2 separate regions of the Mus musculus genome follow, and region 2 is linked to region 1. The links are chromatin loops, found by intact Hi-C in ENCODE. Cell type or tissue: left cerebral cortex. All regions are shown on one strand. Links, peaks and the distances in the headings refer to the core of each region. The heading gives the core; the rest is flanking DNA. Region 1 has its middle 48 kb from the start of Zfp352. Region 2 holds the start of Elavl2 (ELAV like RNA binding protein 1).

Region 1 (8,339 bases), core at 256-8,255:
AAAGAAAATGACCCCCATGGCCTCACAGGGAGTGGCCTTATTATGAGGTGTGGCCTTGCTGGAATAGGTGTGCCCTATTGGAGGAAGTGTGTTGCTGGAGGTAGAATTTGAGGTTTCAGATGCTCAAGCTAGGTCAAATGTGGCTCACTGTCTCTTCCTACTGTCTGTAGATGCAGATATAAAATTCTTGGCTACCTTGTCTGCCTATGAGCCACCATCTCCTGTCATGGGAATAATGTAATAAATCTCTGATCTACAAGCAAGTCCCAATAAAATGTTTCCTTTCAAAAACAAAACAAAACAAAACAAAACAAAACAAAACAAAACAAAACAAAACAAAACAAAAAGAATGAGGACATCCTGAGTTTTGCAGGTAAATGGATGGAACTAGAAAATATATCATCCCATGTGAGGTTACCCAGACCTAAAAGCACATGCATGGTATGTACTCACTAATAAAAAAGTACAGAATACCCAAAATACAGTCCACAGAACTCAAAAAGTTCAATAAGCTAAAGTGCCCAAGTGAGGACGCCTCAGTCCCACTTGGGAGAGAGAAGAAAGCAATCACAGGTTGGGAGGAAGGGATGGACCTGGGAGGGAAAATGGACAGGGGGAAGGGGGGAAGGAAGGGGGGAAGGGGAGGAGGGTAGAGTGAAACCTGATCTGGTATTGGTTGAGGGGAAAGGACTGAAGCTCTGAGGGCAGCAGAAAGAATGTAAACAGGCAACCTCAGGAAATAGGAGGATGGGGGAACCCCCCACAAAGTCTAAAATCTTATGTAAAGAAAAGACCATCTAAAAGGCATAGTGAAAAGAGACTGGGTATGATTCATTTTGAGAGAAATCCTCCAAGCTGGTGGTGTGTGGAATTGAACAAGTGATATGTTTCACAAATATAGTGATGGATAAATCTGTTGATATATTTCGTGCCAAATGACACACTAAAATCTATGTGTAGGCAACTATAGTTACCACATGTGTATTCTCTCTACCCACAGATTTAGCAGCACATGGGTAACACAAATGCCACCATGTTTATTCAACCTTTGAACATTGCAACAGACATGGTCAGCTACAAAGTTCACATGCCAGACCTGTGTAATGTAATTCAAAATTACAATTTTGTAATGTAATCTATTTTTATGTCATAAAATTATCCTATTAAATCATACAATGAAATTTGTATTCAATTACCCATAATTTAAAAATCACAAAAAATTGTTTTAAGTTTACAATTTCTGTTGAGCCACATTTATAGTTGTCCTTGGCCACATGTAGATGCATGTCTTCACTTTGCACCTGCATACCCTCTGTACTGGTAATCAAAGTCACATCTCAGCCCACTGGAGTCATAGATAAGGATCCAAGGAACACACTAGTAGAAGGTACAGGAGAGAAATGCACAGCAACTCTGAGCATTGAGCTCTAATGTTTCATAGGCACACTGACAAACATTCTGCCCTCAGTCCTTTGGCACTCCTGGCCAAATGTCAGTGAAAGCATCAGAGATCTCTAAAATGCTTATGGAGACATTTTCTGTTGTTTTAATAAAAGCATCTGGCTTCTTTCTGCCCATATTAGTCAGTCCTGATGCTTTCCCCTACCATACATTGTTACTATTTATATCTGGCTGTGCCAAGAATTTTCAGAATATGCAAATTTGGCCTTCCTATATATGATATATTGCAGAAGTAGAGTGTTCCTCTCTCTTTTCCTTTCATGCTAAGGATCTGAGATAATATATACAGAGCCTTTACATTTGGGTGACATGTTTCTTCCACTAAATATCCTAAGTATCTCTTATACATTATCTTCTACAAAGTGCTTAGGTACATAGAAAACTAAGCCAAGTTCTTTGTTTTTTCTAGTTTCTAAATTTTTTTCTCATTGCTAAGACCCTACCACAGTTGTCTTTATTGTCAGTTTGGAGTAATATTATGATTGTGCCTAAGTAGGTAATCTCTAAGAACAAGGCTTTCCCTGTCTTTCCTCTTAATCTGAGCTATCACCAGAATAGCATTTTATGGTCGATCCTAAATTTAAAGACTATCTTACAGAAGTGCTTCATTTCTCAACACTTGTCTCAACATCTTTTTGCTGCATTAACAAAATACACTTGTCTATCCAATTGTTAGAGCCTATTATCTGAAAATCCCTGACCAAGATGTTGCAAGCTTAGATAGAGTCCTGATCGTGCCACTTTATGTCTTTACACAGAAAAAAAGGTGAGTGTCTTTTTTAAGCCTGGTAGAAAGGTAGAAAGACCACAAAGAGAGAGCATCCAAGTCCAAACGCTTTTAGGAAAGTGCCTTTTTCATCACTGAGAGAAGAATCATGTATGGCCTCATCATTTCCTAAAGGCTCTTTTTTTTAAGTAGTTTTGCACTGGAAATTAAGTTTCAACATGAATTTTGGGAAACACACAAATATTCAAAAAATTAACATTTCCAAATGAATGAAAAATATAGATAACTTTCTAACTTCACAATGATTCTTACCATATTTTTAACCTTGAGGAAAACTTTTGTTGAAAGCAATGGACTGAATGAATGTTAGGCCCATTCAAAACTAATTAAGCCAACTGTTGATCACTTGCACTCCAAGTTCTTCAGGGAATTGCAAATTCTCTAGGGATCCAGGAGAGTCATGATGAATGTAATTAATAAAGTATGATTAAAGTATAAGAGACACCAAAATATCCCATCTTATTCTGAAACTAAAAATCAATTGTTTGAAATGTTTATAATCATTTCAGCCAATTATCATATAGGCAATTGTCACAATTTCATTGTTTACTGTAACTCTTGATTTCTTAGCTCAGGTCTATATTTTCAATGGGTCAATTATTTAACAAAAGTGTCTACCATTTAACAAATGTCTGCTTCCTATGTGTGTCAGGTACTGGGGTTAGAGTTAGTAATGGAACACTGGGTAAAATTGACAAGATGCTTGTATTCATTGTTGCAGGAGCTGGAGACTGGCTAAAGAGGGTTATTAAATACATGAAGACGAAGATGAATGTTCTGGTTCTTACCTCCAATCCCAGCACTCAGATTGCAGAGTCAGGAGATTTACTGCAGTTCAATGCCAGCCGAGGCTACCAGTGAGTGCTAATCTACCAGGGTAACAGACTGAGACCAGGTTTCTAAAATAAACAAGCAAACCATTGTTCAAAGACTAGGTTGTTTTAAATGCCACAGTCAAATAATTGTTGGATAACATCAGACTCTATCATAGGGAAAATAAAACTGAATTAAGACTGCTGAAATGCAGGAAATGGCTCATGCCTATAATCTCAGCACTCAAGAGACTGAGAGGCAAGAAGATCACAAGTCTTAGTCAGTCCTGGGTTATATAATGAGATCCTATCACAAACAATAAAGAGAAAGAAATGGAAAAATTGAAGTTCACAAGTTTATGCATCTGCTGAGATGGCAGAGCTGATATATATATTTTAACCAAGCCTCTGGTAACCTGAGTTTAATCCACATGGTGGAAGTAGAGAACCAGTTCCTACAAGTTGTCCTCTGATACCACATGTAGTGTTTCATAGATTCCTTCTCCTCTCTCTTATCTTACAAAATAAATGTTAAAAAAATAAACAAAACAAATGAAAAAATATAATCTCTCACAGATGTTGAGAGCGCTTAGATTTAAAATCTCTTAGGTAAACTCTCACATTAGGAGAATGTCAAGTAACAGACATTTGATTAGAGGGTGAGTATATGGCTAAATAGGCATTCATATAAGGAATACCTAATTGAGATTCGGAAGAGTAGTCTTCATTAGAATATCTTGTATGAAGAGTAGAATTTAGTCATGTGATGAAACAGAGACATGTTTCAAATCCAGAGAAAACTTCATGAGAAGCGCAAAGCATGAGACCAGCACCCAAAGAGCTATGCACGAATTTGTCTACAGCATTGCTGGAAAGTAAGCATAGCTAGATAGTACAGTGTTTTAACATCCTCACTGGGGATACCAGGTGATTTTGCTGTATAACCGGAGTTGTAACTTGTATTCCAGTGGATGGTCTCAGAGGGCACTTGAAGATGGATTTTCCACCAGAATTCTGAATTCCCTAGAATATAATCTTATCAGTCACTTAACTTGGTACACCAGAGATTTCCATTGCACTGTGATACAAGGCACTTGCCAGTTCTTTCAGTGAAATGCAGTAGCTACTTACTGCCACCATGTGGAAGTCTTTAAGCTTAAATAAACATGGATACCTAGCATTCAGTAATGTAGATACTTTGCAGCCTATAACTGGAGTGTTGGTTTTTTTACAGATGTATGAGAAATTGCAGACTATTTTTCAGTGAGGATAATCTCTGTCCTGTGTGAGCCTGATATTTGAATCTCATATCAAACCTCGCTTAAGGTTATTCCAAAGTCTGCTACAAGTAACCTGTGTGTACAGCAGAAAGTGATTTGCTATTCATCTTTTTGCTTTTCTTTTTATGTAACATAGTTTTTTCTATTCTCACATCCATCTCTCACCCCCTTGCTCGTGCTTTCCAAGAGAGAATTTCTGTTTTGAAAATCTGTATCTCTTTAATGCTGTAAGTTTTAGTAATGATTTATTGTCTATAAATTGTGAGCCACATATTAAATTATTAATTTAGATAGACATGGATAATTGACCATAAGTTACTCTAAGACAAAATGTTGTATTAGGCTGAAATGTATTAAAAATAATGAAGCACAACTATATGCTTTACAATTATAAATCTAAAACCATCTAAGGTTGAAAGTCATAAGTCTATGTGGTTTACTTATTATAAAATTTTTAAAAGATACTTCCTTTTTAAGCCTTCTTTTTGAAAGAACATGCATAGCCTCTTAAAATTAATAATTTCTGAATATTGAAATTGATGTAATACCATGCAAGATTTTTATTCATTACCCTCAATCCTTTTGCTGTTACATAATGTCCTATATTAAAGAATTCTTTTCTTCAGAGACTTGAAGTTCTTATCATACAGATCTTTCACTTCCTTAGTTAGAGTCACACCAAGGTATTTTATATTATTTGTGACTATTGAGAAGGGTGATATATCCCGAATTTCTTTCTCAGCCTGTTTATTCTTTGTGTAGAGAAAGGCCATTAACTTGTTTGAGTTAATTTTATATCCAGCTACTTCACAGAAGCTGCTTATCAGGTTTTGGAGTTCTCTGGTGGAATTTTTAGGGTCACTGATATATACTATCATATCACCTGCAAAAAGAGATATTTTGACTTCCTCTTTTCCAATTTGTATCCCCTTGATCTCCTTTTGTTGTCGAATTGCTCTGGCTAGGACTTCAAGTACAATGTTGACTAGGTAGGGAGAAAGTGGGCAGCCTTGTCTAGTCCCTGATTTTAGTGGGATTGCTTCCAGCTTCTCACCATTTACTTTGATGTTGACTACTGGTTTGCTGTAGATTGCTTTTATCATGTTTAGGTATGGGCCTTGAATTCCTGATCTTTCCAAGACTTTTATCATGAATGGGTGTTGGATTTTATCAAATGCTTTTTCTGCATCTAACGAGATGATCTTGTGGTTTTTGTCTTTGAGTTTGTTTATATAATGGATTATGTTGATGGATTTCCATATATTAAACCATCCCTGCATCCCTGGAATAAAACCTACTTGGTCAGGATGGATGATTGTTTTGATGTGTTCTAAGATTCAGTTAGCGAAAATTTTATTGAGTATTTTTGCATTGATATTCATAAGGGAAATTGGTCTGAAGTTCTCTATCTTGTTTGGATCTTTATATGGTTTAGGTATCAGAGTAAATTTGGCTTCATAGAATGAATTGGGTAGAGTACCGTGTGCTTCTATTTTGTGGAATAGTTTGTGCAGAACTGGAATTAGATCTTCTTTGAAGGTCTGATAGAACTCTGCACTAAACCCATCTGGTCCTGGGCTTTTTTTGGTTAGGAGACATTAATGACTGCTTCTATTTCTTTAGGAGATATGGGACTGTTTAGATCATTAACTTGATCCTGGTTTAACTTTGGTACCTGGCATCTGTCTAGAAATTTGTCCATTTCATCCAGGTTGTCCAGTTTTGTTGAGTATAGTCTTTTGTAGAAGGATCTGATGGTGTTTTGGATTTCTTCAGGATCTGTTGTTATGCCTCCCTTTTCATTTCTGATTTTGTTAATTAGGATGCTGTCTCTGTACCCTCTAGTGAGTCTGGATAAGGGTTTATCTATCTTGTTGATTTTCTCAAAGAACCAGCTCCTCGTTTGGTTGATTCTTTGAATAGTTCTTCTTATTTCCACTTGGTTGATTTCACCCCTGAGTTTGATAATTTCCTGCCAGGCTACTCCTCTTGGGTGAATTTGTTTCCGTTTGTTCTAGAGCTTTTAGGTGGGTTGTCAAGCTGCTAGTGTGTGCTCTCTCTAGTTTCTTTTTGGAGGCACTCAAAGCTGAGTTTCCCTCTTAGAAATGTTTTCATTATGTCCCAGAAATTTGGGTATGTTGTGTCTTCATTTTCATTAAACTCTAAAAATTCTTTAATTTCTTTCTTTATTCCTTCCTTGACCAAGGTATCATCGAGAAGAATGTTGTTCAGTTTCCATGTGAATGTTGGCTTTTATTATTTATGTTGTTATTGAAGATCAGCCTTAGTCCATGGTGATCTGATAGGAAGCATGAGACAATTTCAATATTTTTGTATCTGTTGAGGCCTGTTTTTTGACCAATTATGTGGTCAATTTTGGAGAAGGTACAATGGGGTGCTGAGAAGAAGGTATATCCTTTTGTTTTAGGATAAAATGTTCTGTAGATATCTCTTAAGAAGATGGAAAGATCTCCCATGCTCATGGATTGACAGGATCAATATAGCAAAAATGGCTATCTTGCCAAAAGCAATCTACAGATTCAATGCAATCCCCATCAAAATTCCAACTCAATTCTTCAATGAATTAGAAGGAGCAATTTGCAAATTCATCTGGAATAACAAAAAACCTAGGATAGCAAAAACTCTTCTCAAGGATAAAAGAACCTCTAGTGGAATCGCCATGTCTGACCTAAAGCTGTACTACAGAGCAATTGTGATAAAAACTGCATGGTACTGGTATAGTGACAGACAAGTAGACCAATGGAATAGCACTGAAGACCCAGAAATGAACCCACACACCTATGGTCACTTGATCTTTCACAAGGGAGCTAAAACCATCCAGTGGGAAAAAAAAAAAGACAGCATTTTCAACAAATGGTGCTGGCACAACTGGTGGTTAACATGTAGAACAATGCAAATTTATCCATTCCTATCTCCTTGTACTAAGGTCAAATCTAAGTGGATCAAGGAACTCCACATAAATCCAGAGACAGTGAAACTTATAGAGGAGAAAATGGGGAAAAGCCTTGAAGATATGGGCACAGGGGAAAAAATCCTGAACAGAACAGCAATGGCTTGTGCTGTAAGATCAAAATTTGACAAATGGGACCGCATAAAATTGCAAAGCTTTTTTAAGGTAAAGGACACCGTCAATAAGACAAAAAGGCCATCAACAGACTGGGAAAGGATCTTTACCTATCCTAAATCAGATAGGGGACTAATATCCAATATACCTAAAGAACTGAAGAAGGTGGACTCCATAAAATCAGATAACCCCATTAAAAATTGGGCCTCAGAGCTAAACAAAGAATTCTCACCTGAGGAATACCGAATGTCTGAGAAGCACCTGAAAATAATGTTCAACATCCTTAATCATCAGGGAAATGCAAATCAAAACAGCCCTGAGATTCCATCTCACACCAGTCAGAATGGCTAAGATCAAAAATTCAGGTGACTGCAGATGCTGGCAAGGATGTGGAGAAAGAGGAACACTCCTCCATTGTTGGTGGGATTGCAAACTTGTACAACCACTCTGGAAATCAGTCTGGCGTTTCCTCAGAAAACTGGATATAGTACTACCGGAGGATCCCGCAATACCTCTCCTGGGCATATATCCAGAAGATGTTCCAACTGGTAAGAAAGACACATGCTCCACTATGTTCATAGCAGCCTTATTTATAATAGCCAGAAGCTGGAAAGAACCCAGATGCCCCTCAACAGAGGAATGGATACAGAAAATGTGGTAAATTTACACAATGGAGTACTACTCAGCTATTAAAAATAATGAATTTATGAAATTCCTAGGCAAATGGATGGACCTGGAGGGCATAGTCCTGAGTGAGGTAACCCAATCACAAAAGAACTCACGTGACATGTACTCACTAATAAGTGGATATTAGCCCAGAAACTTAGAATACCCAAGATACAAGATACAAAGCACATGAAACTCAAGAAGAACGAAGACCAAAGTGTGGACACTATGCCTCTTCTTAGAATTGG
Region 2 (8,339 bases), core at 334-8,333, 1.2 Mb before region 1:
CGGTGCTGTCGCTTGCTCTGTGGGGCAAGGGTTGATCTGAACACACGTGGGGGGAAAATGTGAGTGTGTGTGAGAGAGAAGGAGAGGAAAGAAAAAAAGGAGGGAGTGGGAAGAGGGTGGGGGTTGGAGACCTGAGGGAGCTGGGGGGCAGGGCCCTCGCCGGGCACAGTTGATGGCTGTGATTGACTGGTTGGTCAGCCCGGCTTTATTATTTCAAATTAGATGTGGATCGCACACAAGTGGAAACATAAATCTTCAATATAAGAAAGAGCCTCTGAGCATCGGAGGCAGAGCAACCGTTTCTTCCCAGGTCCGGGTAAAGGGGCGGGTGAAAAGACTGATTGCTACCATCTGAGACAGATGGTTTCCTTTAACTTTGGAAACTGCTATTTTTAATTACTTGTATTAATTTTGCATGAGCTGTATCGGCTGCAGGAGGAAGCTTAGGGAAGGCTGTTAGCATCACTGAAAGAAACGGACACCAGGCTCTGATTTGCCCTGTATCACCTCTAGTTTCTCTCTCTCTCTCTCTCTCTCTCTCTCTCTCTCTCTCTCTCTCTCTCTCTCTCTCTCTCTCTCTCTTTTACCCTCGCCTGTTTACGTGGATGTTCCCCTTCCCGCTACCAGAGACGCGAGTTTATCTTCCTAAAAGTTCCAACAGAGTGAACGACGGAAGAAAATCTGAGGATTTTCGTGGGAGCGTTTCCGTAAATGATCTTTGATCGCAGGCTGAAACACAGAGGGGCACGTGCGACAGATCTTGGTCTGAAACCCGCAGCAAGGGGCTTAAAGGAGAATGTGACTCATACAAGAATTTTTCCTGGCAGAGGGAGACAAGTTGGGGGGGGGGTGTCACAATGTAGAGTCATCTCCCAAGATTTACTGGAAAAAATATGAAATAATTCACAATTCACATATCTCTTCAGGTAAATCAGAAACCCGAGGAGTTCCCCTTGAGTATATTGTATTTTGCAGCCTTTCCCTTTGTAGATGAATTTTAAGTTGAGAAAAGGCTGTGGTCTTGCTTTCTGCTTCACTAAACACTGTTCCTGCTCCAGCGTTTGCAATATAAAGGGTCCTTTGCAACACAGTCTTGGGGTAGTACTCAAGGGCGAAAGACATTGCCAGGGAGAGAAAACATCCCAGAAAAGAACTAAGGTAGTCAAGGATGAGTTCTTGCTTCTATTCCCACTGGAAAATTTCAAGATGAAAAACTCTGAGGTAGGCTTGCCAGACTTTTCCAAGATTACTGGGATTTGCATTTATTTTGCAAGAACACCTTGATGAAAGGGTTGCTCCTCCAGGCAGTGGGGGAAGGGAGTGGAGTAGAGGAAGAGGACACACATCCAGGCTCAAACTCTGGGGCTTGTCACAATGGCCGGGCTATAACAAAAGGAAGCTTAATTCCAAACAAACCTGTTTCGATGGAGGACAGAGTCTGCCTCAAATCCGTGGTGTAAAAGCTTTCACCAACGAGCTTGAAACCGAGTCTCAACGGGAGGAACAGAAAATACGTCGCCAATCTTGCTCTGCAAACTTTACTCTGTCCGCTAGGCTGGTCTCTGTCCATGGTACTAATTTCTGACTCAACTAATTCCTGACTCATTCTTCTGTGTGCTCTCAGGACCTAAACTCTCAGAAGTGTCCAATATATCCATAACTTTTTCTGTTTTTCAAGCTGTAAAAAGAAAGCTTATATACTCCTTTCAGAAGGGAAAGTAAAGAAGGTAGTGGGCAGGTTATATAATATCAACACCTCGTATGCAGGATTTAAATCGTATATTTCCAATATGATGAACACAAAATCTCCCCAAAGCTAAACAATCAGAAAAATAGCATTTCAATTCCCTTAAAAGGAACACTATTTAAAATTTCCAAGCCAATTTAAATAGTAATTCACACATATCTGAGCTACCTTATTCACTATTTTTAAAAAAAAGTTATGAGTAGTTTGCAGAGACTTTAATTATGGTCAAGTCACCCCTTCTCCTCCTGTAGAAGGGCTTGTATAAGGGAGTTATTTATCTTAACAACACTGTCCACAATGCCTTTAAGTATTCCTGGGAGGGACATGTTCTTTTATGAGTAAACTTCAGTAATATAGCCAATTGAAGTCTTTAAATCTCAGCTTTGAAAAGCACTACTTTGCAATTTTATCAACACTCAACTTTTCTCCATGCTTTTGGGAGCTCCCCAAACTCTCGCCCCTTTCTGTCTCAAGTCAAAATACTGCTGAGGTTTCAAGAGAATGTCAGACCTAACATGACTTAATCAGAATTTGAATGATCATGAAAAGACTGTTTATCTAATGCAAGTTTAGGTGCTGAGGATAATTCTTTTTCTTAACTATGAATCAAGAGGTGTTGATTAAAATTTGTGCTTAATTTAGGTGGGATGTTTGCACATAGCCTTCATTAATCGCTAGAAGCACAGTGCACCTTAATGTTTCGAGTTTGGCGTATGAAATTCACAGTGAGATCTGCATCCATATATCACTTGCCATTTTATTTTTAAAAGTCAGAAAAGCAAATGTTGCTTATCTATTTAAAGGTTTTTAAAAGTTAACATCTGTATTATTTAAGGAGTAAGCCACCATTTAAAGATATTTTCAGCTTCCCAGGTAATCTGTGCTATCTACAAAGAAAAGACAACATGTTGAATATAGCAATGTTTTGAAAATATTTCCTCTTCTGCCAAACTGAGACAAAGCATCTATACCGAATGTACAGAATTAAGGAATTTTTGCATTCGAATGAACAGCTTTATTACTTTCCATGTAATGTCTTTATTAGTTTCCACCCATAAAAAGGTACTTGTGCCTTTACCAATGTAAGAATCCCCTTCAAACTGCTACTATTTTATGAATGTATGGAACTAATGCAATATCAGGGTGTGAACATGATCACAAGGAGAAAATATGGTTCATCTCATGCATAAATGAATAAATCAAACAGTAGTGTAGTTTTGTCATTTTTTTCCATGCAGAGGTGGTAGGTGAGAGGAATTGAAGGTATTTGACAAGAAACCCAGTCTGCTGTTATTCATATTTCTATTGTAAACAGGGATGCAGGCTTTCTTATATTTTGGTCTCCTGGCTTCTTTTCTTCAAGCTGCTGTTTTTTCCCTTAATTTGTCTGTAGTTTCACTGGAGACTAGTTAATAGTTTTAAGTTGAAATTAAGCCCCAAGGAGCTATTGTTATATAAAAAGTAGGAGGTGGGAGCTCCAAAATGATAATTCTAAATGGTAATTATACACATAGATTCAGGCCCACTTTTCCTACCCTAGTTGTTGTTATGCAAAATAATATAACTTAGATACTGTTACACAGGTTAAACGGGGGATAAACAGGTCCCCAGTTCTTTACATTAATCATTTATCAAACTCAAGGACGCGCTCAAGGAACACCAATTTCCTTTCCACTTCTAAGTCACTTGCTCTCAGACCATCTTTCTCTTTCCCTCTGACATTCCATCTTCCTGCAATGTTTAATTTCTACCGTTGCCTTTGCTCTCTTACATTATCAAGGACAGTGACTAGTAGCAAATAAACATAGTAGTAAAATAATTTTTGAGAGAAGAGAGATTATGTAAGAAATATATGTACTGTTTAGGAAGTTGAGGCTATCTGTCAAAACTGAAAAATTCCTTGGGAATGAACTAAGTTAGGTGGATATTGTTTCTCATTGTAAATACATCTAGGTAAATTTAGTAATCTCACTTTCACTTAACGGAAGAAATAAGTATGAATAAACCTGCACTTCAGCCTCTTGAATATTACTCAAACATGAGGTTGGAATAAAGAAATCTTCATCTATAAAGCAAAGACATAGACAGCACTTGGTCTACTGATCAAACTTTTGAATTCTCAAAAGAACCTGGTAAAGGCTGAACTATCTTTACTGTCAGCAATCCTTGTGAGGTTCAAGATCTGTATTGCCAGCAAATGCAAAGGAGTGGCTTGTTTTAATTTTATATGTAGCTGCTCTTTTTACCTCCAACTGAAGGACCTTATTTCAATTCATTACCTGTTTTTTTGTTTTTGTTAAGTACGATGTTTTTGCTACCCCCTTTTAACCCTGACATACATTGAAAGCTAGTTCAAACTGTACAGATTCAGTTGAAACCATTTCTATTTCATTCTTATTCTAAAAGGAGAGAGAGAGAGAGAGAGAGAGAGAGAGAGAGAGAAAGAGAGAGAAAGAGGTGGACATATTAAAATAGAGAAACATACACACAGTTACCCAATATCTAATACAGATGTAAAGATTACTGGAACACAAACCAAAAAAGGCATGCGGACAAGTAATGGGTGTACGTTCAAATCCCTCTCAAATCAAAGAGAGGCGCTCTCGATGACTCATACATACCGGACAGTTTACTATTACAAAGAAACATGCCAAAGATGCAGCCGTGAGGGCAAATAAAACGAATCTTTTGGAAGCAGAAAGACTTAAGAGGAAAATAGATGGTGCAATATCGCAAACTCTCATAGTACAGTTCCCTCCCACGTTGCTCTCTCTCTCTCTCTCCCATCTCTTTTTGCTTCTTGCATTTCCCTTCGCCGCCAGTGTTAAGTGTGTACCTCCCGGCACAACTTACCTTGAAACGGGACTCCATTGAGCTCTCAAGAGTGACATAAGTCCCTAGCCAATCACCTAGCAGAGCTTCGCCTGGGCGGCCTCAATAGAAGCGTCTCGCCCAATCAGAAACCTGGGGCGATGAGCATGTTGCGTTGTGGCGCAACTCGGCGTATACTTCCGCGCGTGCTGCCCGGGATAGGACTCTGGCAGAGCAGCTGCACACACGGCAGTGCGGAGGCAGAGAAGGGGTTGGTGATACGGTGCTATAAATCTGTGGTCCAGTCCACCTCCCTTTTAAGACGTCCTCCCCCCTTATTTCTGTTCTCACTTAGAGATGCAGCAGCTTACTCCTGTAGCGACCTACTAAAAAGCAACACGGAGAAAGACATCGTCTTTTTGAAAAAACGTTCTTTCGTCTCTTTTCTTTGTTCCTTGGTTTGTTTTTCTTGCACCTTTTTGTTTAGTTGAACGGCAATAGGAGTAGTCTCTCCGTCTTTTTAAACTCTCTTTTTTAAGTTTCCCCTCCCCTTTCATATTTTTTTTCATCATTTCTTTTAGCATTGGACTTTGGGGTCGAAAGCATTTCTTTTTATTTGCTTCTTTTAAGCCGAGCACAGTTTAGGTTTCGTGCTGTCTTAAGAGAACTATCCAGCAGCTTCTTGCTCATCCTTATTGGGAGAAGTGCACCGTTACTTTAAAAATACACATACACAAAAACCTTAAGGGAGAAAGGTAAGTTTCGGTTTGGTTTCTTTAATCATTAGTTGCAGCGATGCGCTGGCAAACCCAGAAAACCTGTAAGTGAGCGGAATACAGAATGTGAAGTTAATTGCACATGTTTGCCTCATTTCAAAGCGACTGCTTTGCTTTTTTTTATTTTTATTTTTATTTTTTTTATTCTTGAGAGCCAGACTAGAAGACAGTGGACGCATGCTTAACGTACTGAATATTCGAAAATGTCACTTGATAGAAACTTAAGTGGTAAATGTGGTCAAGATCCAGCAGGCTACAATGGGAGGCTACATGTTCAGTGAGCTTCGGGGTTGAGGTTGGAAGTTCATTTCGTGGGAAGAGAGGGATAACTTGAATGTTGGAGGGGAATGCATGCCTCTACTTTCGCAAAGGAATCGGAGGACTGGGGAAATCAGAAGCCCTGGACTTACTTGCAGATTAGACCAGTGGGGAAAATCCTCAGCTTAATTGCATTAACTAGATAGCGTGTGCCGGGGAGATGGGATTGCCAGATGGAATTTAGATGCTGCACCAGGCAGCGAGTTGTAGTTGCCTGGAAAAAGTACATACAGCCTAAGGGCTGGGGCTGGGCTGGGGCTGGGGTAAGGTTAGAAGCTGTCAAAACTCATCATTGCCAGAATTGAGGACTCTGATTCACGGATTCCAATGATTGTAATTCAGATTTTAAAGAAGACTGCCAATTTGGGGCCGAATCTTTGAGCCTATACCGGATATGAGATTCCCTTTGTTCAGAAAAGCGTAAATAAGATCCTTGGAGCCGTGAGTGTGAAGTGGCAGCTGCTTGGGAGCCTCGCGGTGCTGGGCGCTGGGCAGTGGATTCCAAGCCCTGTCCTTGGTCCTACGCAGCGGAGCCCGCCTTCCGGGAAAGGGAGACTCACTGGCAGCCGCGAGGCATCGCAGCTACCCAGGGAGCTGAGTCGGCTGTATAGCCCTCAGCCCCTCCTCGCAGCTCCCCTTCCTCGAGTAGCTATTGTTAAAACTGACGCCAGGAGAAAGATGGTTGGGGACGAGACTCTGGGCAGACAGGCACACGCTTCATTTTAACTTTTGTGATTTCTCCGGGTGCAGGGGAAAACAGCCGGCTTTCTACTGCGAAAGAGCGAATCCGGGTAGACGTGGGAAAGGGGGAGGATGCTCGCCGGGCGGCGAGGGCGGGGGAGGTGGTGGCGGACCGAGGTGCTGGCTTTGCCTCGGAGAAGTTTAAATTATCGGCACGAGGGGGTGTGGGCGAATGTGTGCGTGCGAGCGCCGAGTGGTGCTCGAGACGCAAAGTATGGGGGCAAGCTACAAAGCTGGCCCGGGTTGTTCATCTCTCGCAGCTCCCTACCCCACCCACAGGCTGGTTCCAAAAGCTAGCGCTCTGCCACCCCCCCCCTTCCCCGACTCTGCCTAGGGCGTGTGTATGGGGGGGGGGGGGAGTAGGGATGGCAAGGTGGCAGTGCCCACCCTGTACCTCTGTGGCAGACAGGACTTCTCGTGGCCATTGTTGCTTAATTTATGCCCAGCACGTTGCTACGTGCCCACCTATTTCACGTCTATAAAGAATTAATAGGAAGGCTGTACAACTGTGGCAGATTGGAGGGTGGATGCGTTCCCCATTTTCCATTTTCAGGTATCTGTTACCAAAACAGACGTGGAGATTGGTTATCTTCTCTACCTCCTAACTACAGCTCCAGGTCTGCCTTTATTGTGGTGAGGGTGAGAAAAATAATCAGCCATTTAGTGTTTACGCTAACGCTGATGGACAGAGATGAATGTCCGAGCACTTCGTCCCTTAAATGGACGGGTTCTGCCCCTTCCCCCACTCATGTACACACATTCTATTTGGCTAAGATTCTAAACCTGCAACATTTCTCCACGACCTTATTTATTAGAGCTATTCCTAAGATAGTGGGGTAGGACGTGCGTATGTTTTATTTTTCTGGGCCTACTATTAATTGCAACCTAAAAAGATAGGCTTAAAATGAAGGAGAATTGGAGGGGTTACAAGGTAGACAATAGTGACCCAACAGCTTATCTTCCTAAATGATAATCCCTTTCTAAAGGTCAGGAGAGGGAGCTTGTGTTTTGTGGGGAAAGGAAGGTCAGGGATGTTTGATAATCCTCGTAAAATGGCTTCTTAAATGGGACATCTGAGAGATTTGTCAAAACTGAGCAAACAAGTCTGTGAAAAAGAAAAATGTTGAATGTTTCAAAGTCATCATTTAAGAGTTTAATTAAAAAGCAGTTTCCCCCAGTTATCTCTGCCATTCCATGAACCTATCTTAACAGACCCTTGAAGTCCCCCCCCCCCCATCTTTTAACCACGGGCTTGGGCATTCCTTTTATAGAGCTAACCCGTTTGCAGTTCTGTGGGAGAACGAAGATTGTAGACCGATGTGCTTTAGCCTACTTGGAAAGTATCTGTTGAGAGAGGTCTAACTTCAAGCAGACATCTTCAGAAAGTAAAGTGAAGGGCATTGGAAGGGTTTCAGGTGTAGATTAACAAATTGGGTAGGCCCATTTCTCTCCAACACTTCAAAACTGGTATTCTTAGCAATAATGCATGCCTGGGATGGGAATATTATAACTGTTTAGAGGGAGGTCAAAGAGGCACAGGCGCTCTCTGAGCAGTTTTCCCAGGAACCCGCACAAAGTCAGTTAAGGTCATTTAATTCCAAGTCTGATTTGAGGTGACACAGAAATGCTGGTGTTGAATCAATTAGCTATTTCTGGTGTCCCTAACCAGGGTCTCCCAAACTGAGGATGGCCTGTCTCCATTTTGACCATAATTGTTTTCCCTAATTTACTATGCCTGATTTCACTTCCCACTAGAGGGTAAATTTGCACCCCCCTTCATCCCTGGGATAGAGGAGTCCTCCCTCCCCGCCCGTCGCGTGGGGGCGGGGATCTCTGGGCGCCCTTAGCGAACCTTGCTGCATCAAACCCGCATCATGTCCTTGAAGCTGTAACCTCCATCACGTTCTTGCGGCGACTCGATCGCCCACTGTTCAGTTCTTTCCTCC

The links. Hi-C counts contacts between places; a loop is a spot of excess contacts. Peaks named below come from ENCODE experiments on the same cell type or tissue, not always from the same donor. Only the 100,000 strongest peaks of a DNase experiment are listed, where the experiment ranks them.
Region 2: it touches region 1 in a loop (4-fold over the local background); 3 of 42 quality-filtered maps call a loop at or near these places.

What each region holds. Positions count from the first base shown.
Region 1 is chr4:90,166,929-90,175,267 of GRCm38, reverse strand. No RefSeq gene overlaps it. Among named protein-coding and RNA genes, the nearest start is that of Zfp352, 48 kb to the left of the region's middle. In left cerebral cortex, for the core only: a CTCF peak has its summit at 4,191 (motif pointing left); a DNase peak (open chromatin) is centred at 4,171.
Region 2 is chr4:91,372,910-91,381,248 of GRCm38, reverse strand. Elavl2 (ELAV like RNA binding protein 1) reads left to right here and starts at 4,753. Exons shown (of 8, transcript NM_001347149.2): 1 at 4,753-5,313. Mir6402 (microRNA 6402) reads left to right here and starts at 7,886; the gene lies at 7,886-7,965. In left cerebral cortex, for the core only: a CTCF peak has its summit at 4,571; DNase peaks (open chromatin) are centred at 5,633, 5,858, 6,213, 6,484 and 1 more place; H3K4me3 peaks cover 3,686 bases; H3K27ac peaks cover 2,979 bases.